2 separate regions of the Homo sapiens genome follow, and region 2 is linked to region 1. Evidence: chromatin loops called from intact Hi-C (ENCODE). Cell type or tissue: endothelial cell of umbilical vein. All regions are shown on one strand.

The links. Hi-C counts contacts between places; a loop is a spot of excess contacts. Peaks named below come from ENCODE experiments on the same cell type or tissue, not always from the same donor. Only the 100,000 strongest peaks of a DNase experiment are listed, where the experiment ranks them.
Region 2: it touches region 1 in a loop (4-fold over the local background); 1 of 110 quality-filtered maps calls a loop at or near these places.

Annotation. Positions count from the first base shown.
Region 1 is chr5:76,164,944-76,169,943 of GRCh38, reverse strand. The region is part of intron 2 of SV2C (synaptic vesicle glycoprotein 2C); the gene reads right to left. Among named protein-coding and RNA genes, the nearest start is that of SV2C-AS1, 84 kb to the right of the region's middle. In endothelial cell of umbilical vein, no CTCF peak of the experiment used is centred here; no DNase peak of the experiment used is centred here; H3K27me3 peaks cover 140 bases.
Region 2 is chr5:76,112,360-76,117,359 of GRCh38, reverse strand. All of the region lies in intron 1 of SV2C (synaptic vesicle glycoprotein 2C), which reads right to left. Among named protein-coding and RNA genes, the nearest start is that of SV2C-AS1, 31 kb to the right of the region's middle. In endothelial cell of umbilical vein, no CTCF peak of the experiment used is centred here; a DNase peak (open chromatin) is centred at 3,069.

The sequences.
Region 1 (5,000 bases):
TAATAGCTGCCACCCAGCCCTCTAGAAGACATCTCTGACCTTCTTTGGGGAAACCACTTTTTTACTACCAGACACAATCTTTCTCCACAAATTGACACCACTATTCCACTAACATGGTTTCCACAGCTGGCCAAATGATCTGGCTACCTAGCAAGCTAATTCCTCGAGGGCTGCCTTTCTCAAGCCCCTCAAATTCCACGTGCTATTGTTGCTAGGACTGGTTTCCAAGCAGCATCAACAGTGTCTGTGAGCTTCCTTAATCGGTTTAATGTGATGGAACCAGTTAAGGGCATTATGAATGCCAGTCTTCAGTTGATGCAGGATTTACCCAAGCTTTTGTTAATTGGGGAAGGTTTGATGCAGTTGATGGATTCCCGTAGTGCTACTGAGAAACATAACAGTTTTATGCTATCTTCTTTGATCCAGTAGTTCTGTCGGCTTTAGAAACAAAATCCTAACTGACAAGTCTGAGATAAAATATACCTACTTATGCCTTTGTAATACCCTTAATTCCCAGTTTTTCACCACCCTGCCCCCTACAACTAAGAGGGTTCCTGTGAATATTACATCATGTCTAGATGCTAAGCACAGTGCCCTAGTCATACAGATCTGAGCCCATCTCGTCACATCAGTAAATTGGAATGACAGCCATCATATTGCCACAGTGATTCTGGAAATTGGAGTGCTTCTAAACAGAGTCCCCAGCCAGACCTCACCAACTGCTGACCATCCTGGGCTCCTGCATTAAATCATTTCCAACACACATTCAGAACTTTCCTCCAAAGTGTTTGATGGGATAATTGTTCATTCTTCTACTTTGTCCAGTAAAATATATTTTATCCTCTTGTTTCATTTTATTTTTCTTTCATGCCCAGAGTAGTAGAACTGCCTGACTCAGGAACCCAGAGAAGTCAGCAGTACTTTAAATAACAGTTCATTAATTAATAGGGAAAAATAGGGGAGGCCCACTAGAGTACTGACTTCAGACTTCAGCTACATTAGCACAAAATGAGATCCCCAGGATAAATGTCACGCTGGAGGAATTAGTAAGCAATAGTGTCTACAGGTCAGCCTTTGAGAGCAACTCAAGAGCGGGGCAGGGATTTCCTCTTCGGGGTTAAAAGTGTCGCTGGCACTGCCCTGGAACATGATGTCAGAACTACTGAAACCCCCACAGTCTACATATTCTCCCAAAAGGAAGGTGGTTTTATATTTTACGAGAAAATCTTGTGAGAACACAGTAGAACATAATTTAAGAGAGAAGTAAGGGCTGACAAGGAAGGGAAGATATATTCACTCCAGGCTATCGTGAAAGCAAAATGAACGGAGAGAGAGCAACGCGGCATAAGAAATGCAGCGCGGCCCGGAGCCGACCATCTTGGGGCATTTGGTCAAAGATCACCATACCTCCTTCACGACATCATCTCCAAAAGGAGATTCAGAATTTTATGAGCACATTTTCTGCTACTGTTTTTGGCCAACCTGATTAAAGGTGGTAAAGGAGTTCCACATATTATTATCTGACTGGATCCAAGGTAAGGAGGGGTCCAGGGTGAGTCATCCTGGTGGGCAGGGGTGGGGGCAGCTACTGCAGTTGGGCAAGCATGGAGTTGAGTCAGCTAAAGTAGCGAGCATTAGACAGGGACACAGGGTTCAGTCCCAGAGGTCGGGGAAGGCCAGTGAAGGCTGCACTGGCAGAAGGAACCATCCAGTGAAAAACAGTTCAGCCCTCCCCATGCAGGACTGGGGAGGAGATACAATTGGGCAGGAGTAGGTACCTCTGGGCCATGGACCTTGACTCTATCTAGAAGAGGTCAGTAGCTTGTGTTTAGGGTCAAGAAGCCTGAGGGTGATTGGAGACTTGTGCATTTATACAGGAAACTCAAGGACCATTCTACCAAGATGTCCTAACCAGGATTTACAAACGACTGGATTTCATTGCAAGGAAGAAGAAAGCAATTAGAAGCTATATCCATGAATGTGGATTCCATGAATTTTGTCTCTAGATTAGAAGCTGTTTCTCTGCCCCACATACTGAGCTCCTGACTTTCCTGTATCATTTTAGGACTAAAAAAGGGTAAAAAGTGCCTCTTCTAGGTTGGGATTAAAAACAAAAAGCTTCAGTATAACTCAGCTGATAAAGATTTGGATTCGGGTTCCTGGGTCTGAAGACTCTTCACCACCAGCCACTCAGTGGAGCCAGACTGCATGGCTTCCTATCCAGCCTCTGACACTTATTGGCCATATGACCTTGGACAAATGAACTAACCTCTCTGACCATCATTTTCATCAATTGTAAAATCAAGATAATAACAGTCCTTTCTTCATAGAGTTCTCATGAAAATAAAATGAATTAACTCTTATAAAGTGCTTAGAACTGTATCTGGCACACAGTAAAACCTATATAAGTATTTGCCACTATTATTATCCTGGCTTTCCCCATTTGTAAAGACAAGCTAATGCTGTCCACTGCTAGCTCACAAAAATAACATGAATGCAGAAACTCAACTCTGAAAGAGTCATGGCAGGTTGGGGCTTTCCCCCTCATACTAATCAATCATGTTCAAGGCTATCAAGACACAAAGACAAGGAAAATACAGAGCTAAAAGGGACGTGTGAAACTGAGTCACACTACTCATTTTACAGATGAGAAAACTAAAGCTTAAAATTACTATGTCCCAAAGTTAATTTGTCAATAGAACAAGGAATAGAAATTAGTAAAGTGAATTTCCCAGTGTCTGAAGGTGTAGATTCACATATTAAAATCAGGTGCCTGCTAGGTCAGTGTTACTGTTGTTTATTGTCAGCCTGGCCTATTCTCCTTTCCGGTAGCATGACAGAATATGAAAACGTCTTGAGCTCTGCAGAAGAGGATCACTATGTAATTGTGTCAGGGCTGGCTAAGAGTGGGGCTCAACCATGATGCAAACCACAATATAGTAAAATTGGAATGGCTTGACTTCCTTTAAGTGCTGTAATTCTTCTCTACCCATGTCAAGTGTAGAGGAGACCTCTTGGGTCATAAAACCCCATACCCAAGCATCCTTTCTGAAGAGAAGGACTCTTTACCCTGGCAAACTTGATCCTGAACACAGGATTCTATCAAATGGAAAAACATCTCTGCTGTTGAAAGCTTGGTCTGTGACATTGAATGAGGTTTGTGGATGCCTAAAGAAGGGTTCTGGTGTTAGGCTGAGTAATCCAAATCATTTCTGTACAGCTTTGTGGAAGGGCCAAACATAGCTGCATTCAGAAACTGGAAGGGGAGGGGAAAATACTTCAATAAAAAATTTTCTGAGGCAGCACTTAATAGATGCTGCTATCTACTGGTTTGACCCTAGCTCCTAGATATTTGTGGGACTGCTCACCATAATACCAAATGATGACATCTACAAAGGTAGCTTTATTTTAATTCCTAGCTCCTAGATATTTGTGGGACTGCTCACCATAATATCAAATGATGACTTCTACAAAGGTAGCTTTTATTTGAATTTGTTTCAAGTTCCATTCCTTCTATCTCTTTACAATCAGATCTTGGCTAAGCAAAGATGTTTAGCTACCAAATAGGGGTTTGATGGTCCTAATTATAAACTTGGAATTAAGAAACCCAGTTTCTTCTTCTCTCTCCTTCTTCCCCACCATGAAAAAGCTTTGGAATTTGAGCCAGATCACAGGTTCCACACTGCAGGGTTGTGGAAGCTACTGTGTCATTATGTGTTAGGTCAATGCATAGGAATTTGCTTTACTTTGAAAAAATGCATAAAACTTTTGACCACGGGGTATCTTTATTTCTATTCTGGGCATAATATTAACATAAGATACTACAGAGCAGAAACAATATCAGGAAATTCCAGGAGAACAGTGTCCCCTAAGGCCTGGGTAAGCCAGGGACAGGCGGAGGGAACACTCAGCTATTATTCTCCAACTTCCCCTGCTCAACTTTCCTTCTGGGAACCCCTCATTCTTGACTGGAGTTGATTCTGGGCATGCCTCTGCTGCAGTTCTCACTCTCCTGGTCTGGGTTGGAGCATGGCCTCACCTCTCTCACTCTCAATCTCAATTCAGTTCCTGCTTTCCACTCTGCTCTGTACTGCTGCCTCTCTCCCAGCCCCAACCTTGCCTTGTTTGATTCCAGTTCCTGAATCTACTCAGCTACTGATTTGATCTTTCTGACTTTGGTCTTAACCTAACAACAAATACACCAACAAATCCAAGCTCAATGTATATTGCTCATACTAGTCAACAATAAATAGGAACAAAAGATTAATACACATAACAACCGATGGGTGTCAAGGGCACTATGCTAAGTAAAAAAGAAAAAAAAAGCCAATCTCAAAAGGTTTCAGACAACATGATTCCATGTCTATAACATTCTCAAAATGAAAAAATTATAGAGATAGAGAACAGATTAATTGTTGCCAGGGGTTAGGGTTGAGGACAGGGTATGGCTGTGAAGGAGTAACATGAAGGAGTTTCTTTGTGGTGATGGAACAATCTGGACCCTGGTTGTACTGGTGAGGTTATATAAATCTACATATGTGATAAAACTTCCTAGAACTATACCATTCCTCCACACACACAAACAGAAACAACAGTGGATGTAAAAAAAAATGGTGAAATCCAAATAAAGTCTGTATTTGAGTTAATAGTATTGTACCAATGTCAATTTCCTGGTTTTGACAATGTACTAAGGTTATGTAAGATATTATCATTGGGGGAAGCTGGGTGAAGGGTAAACAGGAATGTTGTACTATTGCTACAACTTCTATTGAGTCTTAAACTGTTAAAAAAATCACACACACATAAACACACAGACACACACACACAGTCAAGACTTGCATACCTGTGGGTTCCACCTCTGTGGACTCAACCAACTGCAGATCAAAAATATTTTTTTAAAAAAGGATGATTGCATTTGTACTGAATATGTACAGACTTTTTTTTCTTGTCATGATTCCCCAAACAGTATAGTATAACAACTATTTACATAGCATATACAT
Region 2 (5,000 bases), 53 kb after region 1:
GTTTATGTAACTCAGTGAAGTTTAGATGTTTTCTTCTTACAGTGCCAGTTATTTAATGAACAAAATACATACCTATATATAGAAAATATACATTTAAACATTTTAAAATTCATTTTATATTTGCATATAGTTTTCTCAAAACCATGATATATAATTGGCCACAAACTAGTTTCTGCCAGATCCATTGGTTGGGTCAGGAAATGTGCTGTCTCCTGCAGTAAAACATCAGGATTCATGGAGAGCAACTCACTGAATTCCATTTGTGGAACAGAGTGGATACACTACAAATAAGGGACAGACTTGCTTAAGGATAATTCAGAAAGACAAGGCTCTGAACCATGCTGACAGTCCTAGCTCACTTTTCCTCTCCATATCCTTCTGTAGATCTGGACCCATCTCGGGTAAAGTATGTACAGGAGCAACTTTGCAAGAAGAACTGGCAAGCGCACCCAGAGTGTCTTCATTCGAGCCCAGGAGGAGTGCAATACTCCTGGATTCCTGTCCCTAAGTAGTTACCAAGATCTCATAGCTCTTTGGGGGAAAGAAGATGCTCAAGGAGCATCAAAACAACCTGCATTATGAAGCATAATCAGCTACAACACTGTCGTATGCAATTCCTGCTCTTAAGTAACAGTGAGACATTCTCTTCCATCCAATGGCCAAAGGCATTCTGGCAGATGGTTTTCCCTGCATTAAACAGGCACCACCAGACTTGAAAGGGACCATCTGTGAATGTGGTAATGACCACTCAAAGTCAATGTGGTCAGTTCTGCCTCTTTCACTGGAACTTATGTGAGGGAAACTCAAAGAGAAACAAAGCCAGGACCTGAATTCCTTCCCAGAAGGCGAGGCTTAGGGAAGGCGGTGGGGACTGGGAAGAGCAGAAGGCAGAGGGGGGACTTCCCTCAACAATTCTGCTTCCCTCTCCTGGGTTTAAAAGATCCAATCACTCATTCAGGAAGTATTTATTCTGCACTTGTGATGTGGCAGGAACTCTTCTGGGAGCTAAAAGTCAGAGACTGAACAAAACACACAAAGTCCCTGATTGTAGGAAGCTTGCTTTCTTGAGGCAAGACAGATAGCAAAACAAAGAAATGCAACTCCATGTAGTGGTGAGTGCCACAGATAAAAATAAGGCAGGGTAAGGGGTTAGAGCAGCTCTGTCCCATAGAACATTCACAATGGTGGAAATTCTGTATCTGACTGTCCAATAAAAATACAGTAATTTAAATTCAAATGACCACACATGGCTAGAACCTACTCTGTTGGATGGTGCAGGGTTATAGGGTGCAGGAGGTGCTGCTCTTCTAGGAAGAGTGGCCAAGGTAGGAGACTGAGCAGAGGAAATTTAAAGAGAAGCCCAATTAAGGCTAGGGCATAGGCCATGCTGCTCCCCAGAGGCTCAGAGCTTTCCTGACATGGAAGACAGCAAGAGTAAAGGGGCTCAGGCAGAGAATGGCAATGAGGCCAAGTGGCTGAGCAGAGCCAGGGAGAGGGGGTCAAGGAAAGTGGCTGGGACATATCACCCAGGACTTTTGAGAGCCACAGTAAGGGCCTTGGGTTTTCTAAGAAAGATGGGTTTAGAGTAGGGGGAGGTGACAAGATCTAGAAGAATGTACCCTAGTGGAGCAAAAAACAAGAAGTTCTTTTAAAATCCTATTTACCTAGATATTGGCAATGCCTCCTTTTCTTTTACTAGATCTCATTATCCCTGCTCTTTCACATTTGTTATCCTTTTTATTCTGACTACGATCACCTTATAATGAGCATGGCATCTTTGAAAATAGGTAGCATTTATTAAATCTCATTAAAGACAGGTTTGAGGAAGGAGGACAGTCAGAGCGGAAGTTCAGCAGTGCAGACAGAGCAGTCAAAGAGAAAAATCCAGCTCTTCATTGTACCTGGTAGGTGCTTGATACGTATCTATGATCAACTACCCTTCTTCACCTCCACGTTCACTCAGTCTCTCACCAGAGCCATTACAAAATAAGACTAGTTTCCCTTTCCCCTGTACGCCTATCACTAAAAGTAGAAGAAAAAGACAATCTATAAATTAGATATTCCTATCTTGCATATTTAAAACTTGGCTATAGAGCCAAATACTGGTGTCAAGCAATTACTTAGACTCAAAGATGGAAAACTAAAAGCAGTCACGCCATCCATATACTACCTCAGTGGGACCAACGCGCGATTGTTCCTAAATTTATACAGAAACTCTACAACATCCCTTGAGTAAACAGGTATCCCAGACATATTAAAATGACCTAATTTAATAGACATAAACGGTGAGTTTGTTTATGAGTCAGACACATACTTGGGCTCCCATACTGCCTTTAGCACTTACTAGCTTTGTGACATTAAAATGGGAAATAACAGTGCTGTTGTTAAGATGAAATAACATCAAAAAGGCAAATCATGGTACGTGGTACCCATTCAGTAAATGCTAGTTTACTTGAATTTAAAAAGAATAAAAGAATGTAATTTATAAATATAATTCATCAGCCAGCAGTGATAATACTGGCAATTTCCTATTTTGAAAGGAAAGATGATTGTGAAACCTAAGTTGGTCATGCCTTTCCCTAGCCGGCGAGCACAGGCTGGGAGCCATGAAGCCACAGCACACTATTTCAGAAAAGGCTCACCCCCAGTGTTTACAGCTGTTGCTGAGCTACACACCCTGGGGTTTAGCCCACAAAAGAAAGCTCAAAGAAGAATGTCTACTTGTCTGCCTGTCTTTTCTGAGGGAATCAGGGCAATGTGATTAACATACTTGCAGAGTTTTAATGCAATTTAAAAGCATAGCCAGATTGATCAAGTCGGCCTCATTCCTATTACACTGATAACAGCAAAACACATTTTCCTGGACCTCAGGAAACTCTCATAGATGTCAACAAGAGGAGGAAACAGAGCCCCCAGAGCTTGCACTGTTCTCCCTTTACTGGCTAGAAATGTTGTAGTTTCTCTTTCTACTTTGTGTTTTACTTAGTAAATATTTCATTTTGCAAGGTTCTTAGGGTGGTGGCTATAAAAAGCAGCCGCCTTTGTTTATTCAGCCCTTCCTGAACACCATGATAAAATCCACTCCCATGGCATTATTCCCATGGTGATGGGGGATGGGGAGGGATGCTGTACTCGTTGTTTCCCTTGCTTGTGGCCTCTAGAAGGGAGGCATCAGGGACTTACTGAACATCTCCACCGGTGCTCTGTAGCTAAATGGGAGCACAGCTTTGAGACCAAGGTGTTTCAGTGGTGCACAAGTCCCCACAGAGCCGTCTGCAAAGCATGAGAACTGGAGCATTCATTTACTTAGCATGCAGTGTTCTGCCCAGGGTTCTGTTGGTACATAAGAGATGTGTGCTGAGAAAACGCCATTCGAGGCAGGTCTCTGCTGCCACAAGCCTGGTGTGTATGTGTATATATGTGTGTGTGTGTGTGTGTATGATTGTGGGGAGGAAAGTACAAATCTATGCGTTAGAAAGAGTAGCGTAAGAGATCTAGGTAGCCACTGAGAATGGGCATTCTTTCCTGTCTTTTCCAATAAAACCTTCTCTTTATTGTCATTGGGAGAGAGTTGCTAAACTAATTCACAAACAACATGTAAATAAATGGCTAAGGAGTTCCTTTCCCCGAGGTATTTCTCTCTTAATTCCTTAGTCCAAGAAAATGGGTAAATTGTGGAATTTCAAGCTCAGTAGTTGGGTTTATAAGTTAGATATTGGGGGACAAGGACTTCTTGGCTTAAATCCTCCCAAGTGGACTACTGAATATTCCACCAATGTTTGAGAACTGATCTGGCCTCCAAAGCAACAGTCACAAGGGAAGTCAGAATTCATCCATCCACCCTATCAGACTACAAGTGCCTAAGGGAAGGGACCATGTTTTAGCTCATCTCATATTCTTCATAGCCAAGACAATCCTGGACATTCATTCATTTACTCATTCTTCACACAGCTATTTTGCACCTGCTCCACAGAAGGGTGTAAACCATCCTTAGATGCTATGCATACAAGAACTAAAGGTACAGCCCTTGCCAGCAACGTATCTTCCGTTTACTGGGGCCACCCAGCAGACAAACAGACAATTATATTATGATGTGATAAGAGCAATGTGCTGGCACATGGTATTATGATATTATGGAGTGAGGTCGAAGCTGAGCTGGCCAGGCAAAAGGTGGACAAGTAGAGGTATTCACTGATTAAGGGCTTGCTTATTAAAAGACATAGTAAGAATTCCATGCGTATAGGTATAGGCTGAAATTTTTTAAAAACACAAACACGTACTGAGAGGCTTTTGCAAACTTATACTTGTGCTAGATGCAAAACGAACAAAAATAAAAACAAAAACAGATTCCAATGCCTTCTTCAACTGTCATACCTCTGGGCCAGTACTGTAACTCCACCTTGGCCTTACTTGCTAAACTTAAAATTCTAAGTTTCTTTCTTTAGCTTTTTTGTGTCTTATCTCCCTGACATTGTTATCCACTATAAATTAGTGCCATGGAGGAAGGTATAAAGGCACTTTTGTGACTGACAGAAATACATGATTGACATCTGATTACATACAACAGTATTTTCCAAAATTCATTATGGGAAACAATTTTAAAGTGTTCCTAAAAAAGAAGGTTTATGGCCAAATATGTTGAGGAAACACTTGTCACTTTCTCACCACTTCCACTACTCTTTACCTGGTCTAAGCCACCATCACGTGTCACCTGAACACTACCAGGGCCTCCCTCTTGGCATTCCTCATTCTACCTTTGTCCCTCAGAGTCCCTTCTCCACAGAGCAGCCAGAAAAAACTCACCAAAGGTGTGGCAGGAAACCTCACTCCCCTACTGAAAACCTTCAGGGTCCTCCCCCCCATCCCCTTGGCGCACAAGGCCTCGCCTGCCTCCTCTCTGGTCTCGCCAGCCAGACTGGCCTCTGAGAGGCCAAACACTTCCTGCTTCCAGCCCTTTGCACTTGCTGTTCTCCTGTGTTGCAATTATCTCCCCCCAGAGA